Regions from separate parts of the Homo sapiens genome. Here region 2 is linked to region 1. Evidence: chromatin contacts called from ENCODE Hi-C or POLR2A ChIA-PET data. All regions are on one chromosome and are shown on one strand. Each heading gives the region's core, a stretch centred on a gene start or an enhancer-like site at or near the end of the contact. The rest is flanking DNA. Distances are from core to core; before and after follow the strand shown. Region 1 holds the start of ZNF687 (zinc finger protein 687). Region 2 holds the start of LINC02988 (long intergenic non-protein coding RNA 2988).

Region 1 (4,540 bases), core at 1,060-3,559:
AGTCAGGGGTCATGCAGGATCAAGTCTAGGGCACCTGGGCCATCACTGGCACCTGGAGATCTAGCTTGGTCAGCAGGGAGAAAAGGACTCAAGGAAATTACCCAAGAGACCAAGATGGAAAGAATAAGACACAGGAACAGAAAGAGACAAAGAGAAGAGACAGAGGGGAAAATGGTGATGGCAGCCTGGTCACAAGGGCCCCAGCCTAGACCTCTCCTGTCACAAACACCTGCTGCTCGCTCACTACCTTCCCCAGAGTGCCTGGCCCTCCCCTAGCCAGCCCTTCCTTCTCCACCCCTCCCCATCTTGCTTTCCCGAGGCTAAAACTCCCAAGATACATACACATTTCTCCAGCACAGCTGCCACAGTGGGAAAAAGCCAGGCTCCCTCAACCCTCACCCATCATTTCTGCTCCAAGCTCCTCACCCCATTCCATCCCCTAACTTTAACTCCTCACCCTTTCCATTTTCCTGTGGCAACAGTAGCCCAGGAAGTTTCACCTAGCCTCAACCTGGCCAAGTGCAAAAAATAAAATTAAAAATCCCACAAGAATTATGTGGCACTAATCCAACAAGCAGGCCAGCTCAGAGTTTGTGGGAGACCCAGGTCTGTCCCCTACCAGTGTCTCCCCATGAGTGTTTCTGTATCTACGAAGAAGCAACTAAAGAGTCTATCCCTATCCATTCCCTGCCCAGGTTGCAGGCCATTTCCCAGCCAGCTCTCCCACCTCTCTCCAGTCTTCAGACTGTAACTAGAGACAGTCCCAGCAAGTGGCAGCTGGGATTGCTGGGACCAAGGTTGGGGTGGGGGCAAAACCAAAGGGGGAGTCCTCCCCTCACCCCCACCCTATTCAATTCTGCAGAATCTGGGTTTAAACAAAAACCCTTGTCTCTATAGGCCTGGCTCCTAAGCCTGGTTCCCTCCTGACCAGAGGCCTGAGCTACCTTCCACTCAGGTACTCAGAAAAGTGGACTGCTACAACGAAGACCAGCGGGGACTAGGAGAAAACACCTGCGAACTCACCCGCCCCCACACCCCGCCAGCCACCTCCCTCTTGGGTGCCCCAGTGACTTAGAGGTCATCCGATGGCCACCCACCCAGAGCAGACAGTCGACCAAGCAAGCCGCCAAGCTCAAGCCAAGGAGGATCAGGCCTTCCTGCGACTGCTGAGCCCTGTCTCTAGGGCTCCTATCTCCCCCGCCCCCTTTCCCTCTGTGGTTCCCCAAAAGCCAAAGAGGCTGAACAGGAAGAGGCTGAACAGGCCCAGGTCGAGTGGGGGCTCCACTGACCTTTGCCCGGGCCCAAGGCCTGCAGCGCAGAGGAGGGCGAGGGGCTGGCGGCGATTAGGTTGAGGCCAAGCTGGGTAGCAGACGGAATTAAGTCCCTGCCATCTGCCGAGGGCTGGCGCGGGGAGCAAGTCCTGGGTTTCGAGGAGGGGGCGGGGTGTACACATGAGAAACTACAAGGGAAACTGAGGCGCGCGGCCCTTCTCTCACTCGCACCGGCGTGCGAAGCGAAGGCCGGGCCTCAGCCAGGCCAGGCCCTTTGGGAGCTGCTGCGCAGCACCTGGGGACCCAGGACTACACAGGATAGGGTGGGGAGCTGGAAAGAGGGGAGGAGAGAGGGGACGGTCTCTGCGCGACTCTCAGCTCTCTAGCTGGGGTCCGTCCCAACTCGGACCTCGTCCCCTCCCCTCCGGGCGCAGCGGAGCCTCCTCCCGCCGCGCACTCCCGGAGGCTCGCTAGAGACTGGAGACTGATCGGGGGGTGCGCAGGGGGCCGGGGGCGCAAGCCTGAGTCTTGCCCGGGCCCGGACGCTGACCCGCACCCAGTCGGGGTGCAGGTTCTGCTCCGGCCTGGCCCAGGTCCCCCGCCCCCATCCCCGGGAACGGACACCATTTTAGGTCGCGACATCCCGCAGCCTTCAATCTCCGGGCCGCACTTCGGGTGCCTCTCGAGCCGGGGGCGCCAGGACCTGGGGTTCTCGACCCTCCTGGGGGTTTACCCGGCTACGGACTGTGCTTACAACAGGCCAGGAGTTTCGCCCATCCGCCCCAATGGATGGAGGCGGTGTCTGGGCCTTCCTAGAAGCCGCCCCAGGGGGCGGCGCGGAGAAGGGGGTAGTTGACCAAGTGGGGGAGGGGCGGGGGTATTTACCCGCCCCCCCCAAGGGGGCGGAGCCAAGGGCGGGTATTTACCCCAGGCACGCTTACTTGTTCCGCTCCTGGTGCGGGCCGAGACCCGGCGGTCTCTACCCCGCTCCAGCCGCTGCAGCCACCGCCGCCCTCCCCGCGGCCGCCGCTACTTCCTGCTTCTCTCCGGTTCGGCCTCCCCACTCCCTCTCCTCCCTCCGCGCTCCAGGTCTGGGCTGCCCGTTTTCGCACTCGCCATTGGCCCTTGCCCCCGTCGCTCAGCCCTGTGCCCCTTCCAGCCCCGCACTGGGTTGGCCCTAAATACTGCCGCTCGGAACTAGCCCCGCACAGTCCTCTTATGCTCATTGGGCAAGGGGCCGAGGCCCTCTGAAGATACCTCTCCCCATTGGCTGCGCCGGGGTCCGTCTGCCCCATCTACGAGTCTCGTAAACGATTGGCCTCCGCCACTGTCGCTTAGAAAGAAGCCAGCCTGCTTCCCAGCTTGCCTACTGGAAGGGGGAGCACCCAGGTGCGTCTCCGCCCCTCGCTCCCTACTGGCCGCTCGAAGCTTGAAGCTGCAGTTCACTTTCGCGAATGTAAGGAACCCAGCTTCTGTGTGGTGGGCACTGAGAGCAGAACCGCATTGAGTCGGAGTGGAGCACAGAAGTGTAGGTCCTTTTGCGCTGTTTCAAGCTAAACCCGTGTCACTGATGCCGTACAGAAGTTACAGAATGGGACGCCACCCCAAACATTACGTCATCCGCTGACCATTTCCTTGCGGTCTTCCCACCGTCTAAATCGCCATATAATCTGATGGATGGGGTCCTCGCGCGGTTCAGCTCCTGGGCGACAGCGTAACCCGTCGCTCCTCCCTCTGCGGGAGGGCGTGGACGGGGCACGGGATTTGGAGCATGGAAGGAATCGGGACCTAAAGGTTGGGAAGGGCTCGCGGACCGGAAGCGGGGGAGGTGACGTAGGAGTGCTGGCGTGGCCGGGCCATTTCCAAAGAGGCATTAAAGGAGCAACTGATAGGCGTCCTAAGTATGGGCTGGGGGGGGAACCGCCAGCTCCATTTCCCATTTAAGGGCTCCCCTTTTCCCCGCCCCCAGCATGGAGTGGGGGTGGGGTCAAGGTCGAGTTTTCCCGCGCTTTGTTGCCACGCCCCCTGGAGGCGGGGGAAAGGGAGGAGTCGCTCGGAAAATGAATCTCCTTGATGCTCTAATAGCACTCACTGGCAGAATTCGTATGCAAGCCCAGTGTGCCACCTCGCGCACGCAGCCGCTCGTTAACGGCGTGTTTTTATTTTTTAATTAATTTTTTTGAGGCAGAGCCTCACTCTGCTGCCCAGGCGGGAGCACAGTGGCGCGATCACGGCTGACTGCAGCCTCAACCTCCCAGGCTCCAGTGATCCTCCCGCCTCAGCCTCCTGAGTAGCTGGGACTACAAGTGAGCGCCAAATCGCCCTGCTAACTTTTTTATTTTTTGAAGAGACAGGGTTTTGCCATGTTGCCCAGGCTGGTCTCAAGCAATCCTACAGACGTGAGCCACTACTCCCTACCTTGGCGAAGTTTTTTATTTTTTATTTTTTGAAACGGGGCCTCATTCTGTCGTCCAGACTGGAGTGCAGTGGCGGGATCTCGGCTCACGGCAACCTCCGTCTCCCAGGCTCAAGCAATTCTCCTGCCTCAGCCTTCCGACCAGCTGGGATTACAGGTGTGCGACACTACCCGCCCGGCTAATTTTTGTTTTTTTCTTTTTTTTTTTTTTTTGAGACGGAGTCTCGCTGTGTCGCCCAGGCTGGAGTGCAGTGGCGCGATCTCGGCTCACTGCAAGCTCCGCCTCCCGGGTTCACGCCATTCTCCTGCCTCAGCCTCCCGAGTAGCTGGGACTGCAGGCGCTCTCCACAATGCCCGGCTAATTTTTTGTGTTTTTAGTAGAGACGGGGTTTCACCGTGTTAGCCAGGATAGTCTTGATCTCCTGACCTCGTGATCCGCCCGCCTCGGCCTCCCAAAGTGCTGGGATTACAGGCATGAGCCACCGCGGCCGGCCATTTTTGTATTTTTAGTAGAGACGGGGTTTCACCGCATTGGCCAGGCTGGTCTCGAACTCCTGACCTCAAATCATCCATCCGCCTTGGCCTCCCAAAGTGCTGGGATTACAGATGTGACCCACCGGGCCCGGCAAAGTTTTTAAAAGTGGTTTCGTTACCCTGCCCAGGAGTCCCAGGACACCGGAACCAGGACTCCCCGGCGCACCCGGAGAGTTTCCGAGCTCCTTTGAAGTATGAATCAGAACTTCTGGATGGGAATCCTGGAGCCACCACTTGCCCTATGGTCGCAATGGGCAAGTCGCTCAACCTCCCAGATCCTGTTTTCTCATGAGTAAAACGGGGATTATAATACCCACCT
Region 2 (4,540 bases), core at 1,284-3,783, 1.1 Mb after region 1:
GAGAAGGGAGTGACGAAGTGGGGGGTGGGGGCAGTAGCTGAGCTTGAGGGTTGCAGAAGTGGGCTGGGACTGCTTGCCTGTGAGGTTTAGATAGAAGAGAGATTCTTAGAGACTCATTTCCTGGGAGAATGAGGCAAATTTATTACTGGCAGAGGGGTTGGGAGAGCGGCTGGGGAAGGAGGCGAGAGCTGTTTCCCCAGGGACAGAGCTCTAGGCTCAGAACCGCATAGTATGTGAGGACCAGGGCAGGAGTTAGAGAAATTTGCACCTTTCTTTTCTCCCTGGTAAACCTATGCTGTGGAGATAGAAGGAAATCAACTCATCAGCGTTCCAGGCCAACACCCCAGACATTCTTCCTAATGGAGGGAGCCGGGACTGCAGTTCCTTTATCCCTCCTCAGGCCCCTGGCTAACAACCTGATGGGGAAGGACAGGAAAAGTTGAGGAAAGTGTCACTGAAATGAGAATTAAGATTTCGTTCTTTACCTGCCTCTACCCCTCACCCCCTCTCAACTCTGTGTCCTGGGTTCCACCCCTTACCCCGTCTCCCCATCCTAGGGCCTCCGGAGGGCACTTCCCTTTGCTTCATCTGTGTAAGAAAAGAAGGGAGCAGAGCGGTTGGGAGTGGAAAGGGAGGGAGAATAAGTGCACCCTGAAAGTGTCTGGGGGCAGCTGTGTGCTGAGAAAGTTGCCCCACACAGCTACTGAGCCAGCCCATTTGCCACGCATCACAGTTACCGGGGGCACGGAAGGGAAATATTGCAGGCAGAGGGGCTAAAATGATGAAGTGAGGGAGGAGAAGCACTGGGAGGAAGGGAAATGAACGTAAGCACCTTCCCATCCTCCTGTCACAGTGCCCAGGTTCAATACAAATGCTTCAACAGAACTCATGCCAGCAGCCTACCACAAGGGTGCACCTTAAGCGATTTTTCTAGTGGGAAGCCTGGTTCCATGCTAAGCTCTAAAGTTCTTGAAGACCAGGGACCATGCTTTCATCCCTTCTGGCTCTCTCCTCTGAAGAGAGAGGTCCAGCACAGCCTGTGGCCTGGATCTAGCTAAGTGACAGTGACCCCACCCCGGTGGCCTCATTCACACAGTGCTCCTTCCAACTGAGCTAGCGGCTCACTGCCCAGAGTCAAACCAGTAACAGTAGCTGCAGTGGTCACTTTCTGACTGACAGGCATTTTCCATATTGTCCTCACCCATCCAATAGCTCTGCAGCTTGCAGATGAAAAAAACTGATACTCGGAAAGCATGTGCCTTGCCCAGAGCCTCATAATCAAGAAGTAACAGAGTTAGAATTTGAATCCAGATCCATCTGGTTTCAAAGCTGGGCTCATTTCACCACCCTAGGGCCTGGATGTTCCAGTAACTGCTGGAGAACTGGAAGCTGTTGGTTTTAGAGCCTGAAGCCCAGGAGCACAGTGCCCAGCTCCTCTCTTACTGTTGTGAGGTCCCCGATCTTTCTTTTCTGCTTCTTTCACCTGTCATTCTCCTCTCTAGTGTCTCCCTCCATCTTCTGGCTCCCCTGGGAGCCACAGATAATTGACATGTTGGGATACACATGTCATTTGTGCTTTTGTCTTTTTTCATTATGTGGGAGCAACAAGGAAGAAAAAAAGAAAAGGAAAAATGCTGGTAAAATACAAAGATAGAGACTTGTAAAAAGAAAGCATAATTCTACCTTAGACTTCAATACTTGTGACAATGGATGGCTCTGCTGACCATGCTTAGGGCTGTGGAGAGTGCAGCTATTTGAAGGACAGGAAGTCTGGAAGCCTGGGTTCTCACCTCATACCCCAAGAGACCATAGAATGACATGAAGGTGGCACTCTTGCACACTTTCCCTCACTCAACTGGGATACACATTCTTCAAGGAAGAGGCTAGGTAACTACAGTCTAGAGCTGGGGACAATCTCCATGACAGAGTGGCAAGGGACTAGAGAGAGCAAGAATTCCTCTGCCCTAGGGATGGTTTAACAGCAGTGATAAGGTCCAGAGAAGAGCTGTGAAGGAAAGAGATGATTTCTGGAAAGGGGACAGAGGCCCCCATTTTGCTTACATGGGTTGTAGGAGTGACGTTAGAGCAGAAGAATGCGGACTGAAGAATCTGTTTCTCCCACAGGTTTTTCCCCCGCTTCCTCCTATCCCATCTTCCTATAACATCGGGGCAGCGTCATGGCCAGGTCTACATGTAACTTGGCCCCGTTTCCTCCCCCTCCTCCCCTTACCTCTAGTGAAGCCCCGCTGCTCTTGGAGGATCAAGCAGCTAGCAAGGCACACTTCAATGTGGCTTTTAACCCCTCATTTACTTGATTCATGAGACTCTGTCCCCTTCTTTCCCAAAATCAAATTATTCCCTTCATAGCTCTTCTGGGGACCTCACCGTTACTAAACCTCATCTCACACACTTCCAAGGAAAGAGTGAACAGTGAGTTGTGTGGGACCTACCACAGACAAGAATGTTGGGAAGCCTGGCAACTTCAGAGGTGGCTGGGAGGGTGGTGGCGTGGGCATCCAGATGCTTTTCTAAAGTGGGGACTTGCTTAGTGATGGAAGAGGTTTGAGGAAGGAGAGGGGGAGGCTACAGGAAACCTCAGCATGGCTGAAAGAGGAACTTGGACAGATGTTTGGTTTTCCCCTTCATCCTACCCAGCTTGCATCACACACCAGTTTCATTCTTAGTTCAGTTCTTCTGTGGGGTCTGTCTCTAGTTCCCCTGTGCTAGGGCCCTGAATCAAATAATGAAACTAGTCTCATCCACTCAAGGTTGGATTTTTTTTTTTTTTTTGAGACGGAGTTTCGCTCTTGTTGCCCAGGCTGGAGTGCAATGGCACAATCTTGGCTTGCTGCAACCTCTGCCTCCCAGGTTCAAGTGATTCTCCTGCCTCAGCCTCCCGCATAGCTGGGATTACAGGCGCCCACCACCATGCCTGGCTAATTTTTTGTATTTTCGGTAGAGACTGGGTTTCATCATGTCGGTCAGGCTGGTCTCAAACTTCTGACCTCAGGTGATCCACCCGCCTTGGCCTCCCAAAGTGCTGGGATTACAGGCGTGAGCCACTGCGCCCGACAAGGGTGGATCTTTGAGTCAAGGTTGGGAAGGGTGTGGAAGATGAAGGGAAGAAACACCTCATGTAAGAAAATCCAGGCAGCTCGATCTCAATGAGAGACTGCTAGGAATGAGAAGCCAGTGTCTGGCTGGGGAGATTTTAATTCCACAAATCCTCCTCAGGGCTGGGATAAATTTCACTTCCATGTGCACGGACAGGTGACACTGGCCTCCACATCCCTACAACTAGAGTTGGGCAGCTGAAACTTCACCCTCAAACTGAAGGCCTGGGGTGGGACATAACAGAAAACATCCTCATCCCCCTCCCGCTCTAAGCTTAGAAGCCCACTGTATCCTTGGGAGCAGCAGTGGACTCCCTGTGCCGTCTTGGGGGCGGGCGGTGTGTGGAGTGGTCAGACTGTGTCTTTACCGTGCCTTCTCTCTCTCTGGCTGGGTAAAAACTTCCTGCTACTGCTGCGGGGTCACTTCCTCAAACCTGAGGGGCATACGAGGGGCATATGGAAAGTAGGTGGGGCAATAAGGGTTGTAGTGGGGTCAGGCATCAGCAAGAGCAATGAGTTCATTTTTGTTTTCTTTTTTTGATTGAGGTAAATAAAAAAGCTTTATCCAGCAACACGGAGATAAGAGTCTGTCCAACCCGACAAGTTCCAGACCCCACCCTGCCCTCACATCAGGCTCTTCCGGTACTGACTGTGCGGGGTGGTCTGTCTGAGGTGGGAGTCCGGGGTCTGCAGGTCCATCTGTCTGTACAGGTCTCTCAGCTCCCTGACCTCCTGCAGCACCCTCTTTGCCTGGCTCCAATTCGATGATGCCTCTCCCAGCAGCCGTTCCGTCTCCAGCAGCAGCTGCTCTGACTCAGAATCCGGCGGAGACCGAGGGGGGTCCTTGGCCTTTCGCTTCCCATCTCCCAGTCCCTGAACCTCTGCCAGAAGCTCCTGAGTCTCCTCCAGTTTCCTTGCTACCAGGTCCTGGATCCGGGACAGCTGCCCCGGGTTGGGGAGGGCAGGGGTTGGGGGTTCCTCAGCCCGCAGCTGGAGGGTGCGGGCAGAGGCAGCATCCCGCTGAGATAGGATCTCCTCCAGGGAGGCGCAGCGGCCTTTCTCTGTGGGCGTCAACTTCTTGGGTGCCTGGGGGGTGTAGGTGGCCCCTTTGTCTGTTTTTTCCCAAGGTCGGGAGAGACTGCTTGCCCGGTCTGCGGAGGGCTGGATGCGGTCTGAGTCCGCTCTCCGCCGGCTCCCTGCCAGCTGGGCCACAGACTTGTCCAGGTCAACCCGAAAGCTCTCAGCACAAGAGGTTGGTTCCTCAGGGGAAGGGTCTTCCTCTTGGATCAAGTCCAAGGTCAGCATCCCATCCGAGGTAGAGGTGGAAGCCTGTGGAGGAAGGGGGGAATGAGTGGGGAACCTGTCATCAGGAGGGATTTTCGGAATGACTGCCTAAAAGATGCAAGCTGTGGTCATTTTCCTCTACA

What was found. Hi-C counts contacts between places; a loop is a spot of excess contacts on that map. ChIA-PET counts read pairs that join two places held with the same protein, here RNA polymerase II (POLR2A). Pooled maps may share reads with other maps.
Region 2: a pooled map shows a loop between it and region 1 (15-fold over the local background). The contact joins the promoter of LINC02988 here to the promoter of ZNF687 in region 1. A Hi-C loop is called at or near these places in 1 of 168 maps with a recorded cell type or tissue (breast epithelium) and 3 of 50 pooled maps. POLR2A ChIA-PET finds 5 or more read pairs at or near these places in 1 of 52 experiments (activated B cell).

What each region holds. Positions count from the first base shown.
Region 1 is chr1:151,280,068-151,284,607 of GRCh38, reverse strand. ZNF687 (zinc finger protein 687) reads right to left here and starts at 2,309. Exons shown (of 9, transcript NM_020832.3): 1 at 2,213-2,309. ZNF687-AS1 (ZNF687 antisense RNA 1) reads left to right here and starts at 2,679. Exons shown (of 2, transcript NR_135595.1): 1 at 2,679-3,065; 2 at 4,350-4,540. RefSeq lists enhancers at 1,198-1,267, 1,576-2,461, 2,508-2,737, 2,768-2,967, 2,462-3,346 and silencers at 1,688-1,847, 2,128-2,407, 3,089-3,429.
Region 2 is chr1:150,158,721-150,163,260 of GRCh38, reverse strand. LINC02988 (long intergenic non-protein coding RNA 2988) reads right to left here and starts at 2,533. Exons shown (of 4, transcript NR_135098.1): 1 at 2,451-2,533. It overlaps PLEKHO1 (pleckstrin homology domain containing O1), which reads right to left. Exons shown (of 6, transcript NM_016274.6): 6 at 3,196-4,442. The coding sequence ends at 3,738. RefSeq lists enhancers at 1-115, 2,464-2,773, 3,904-4,405 and silencers at 1,126-1,195, 1,784-1,853, 3,554-3,603.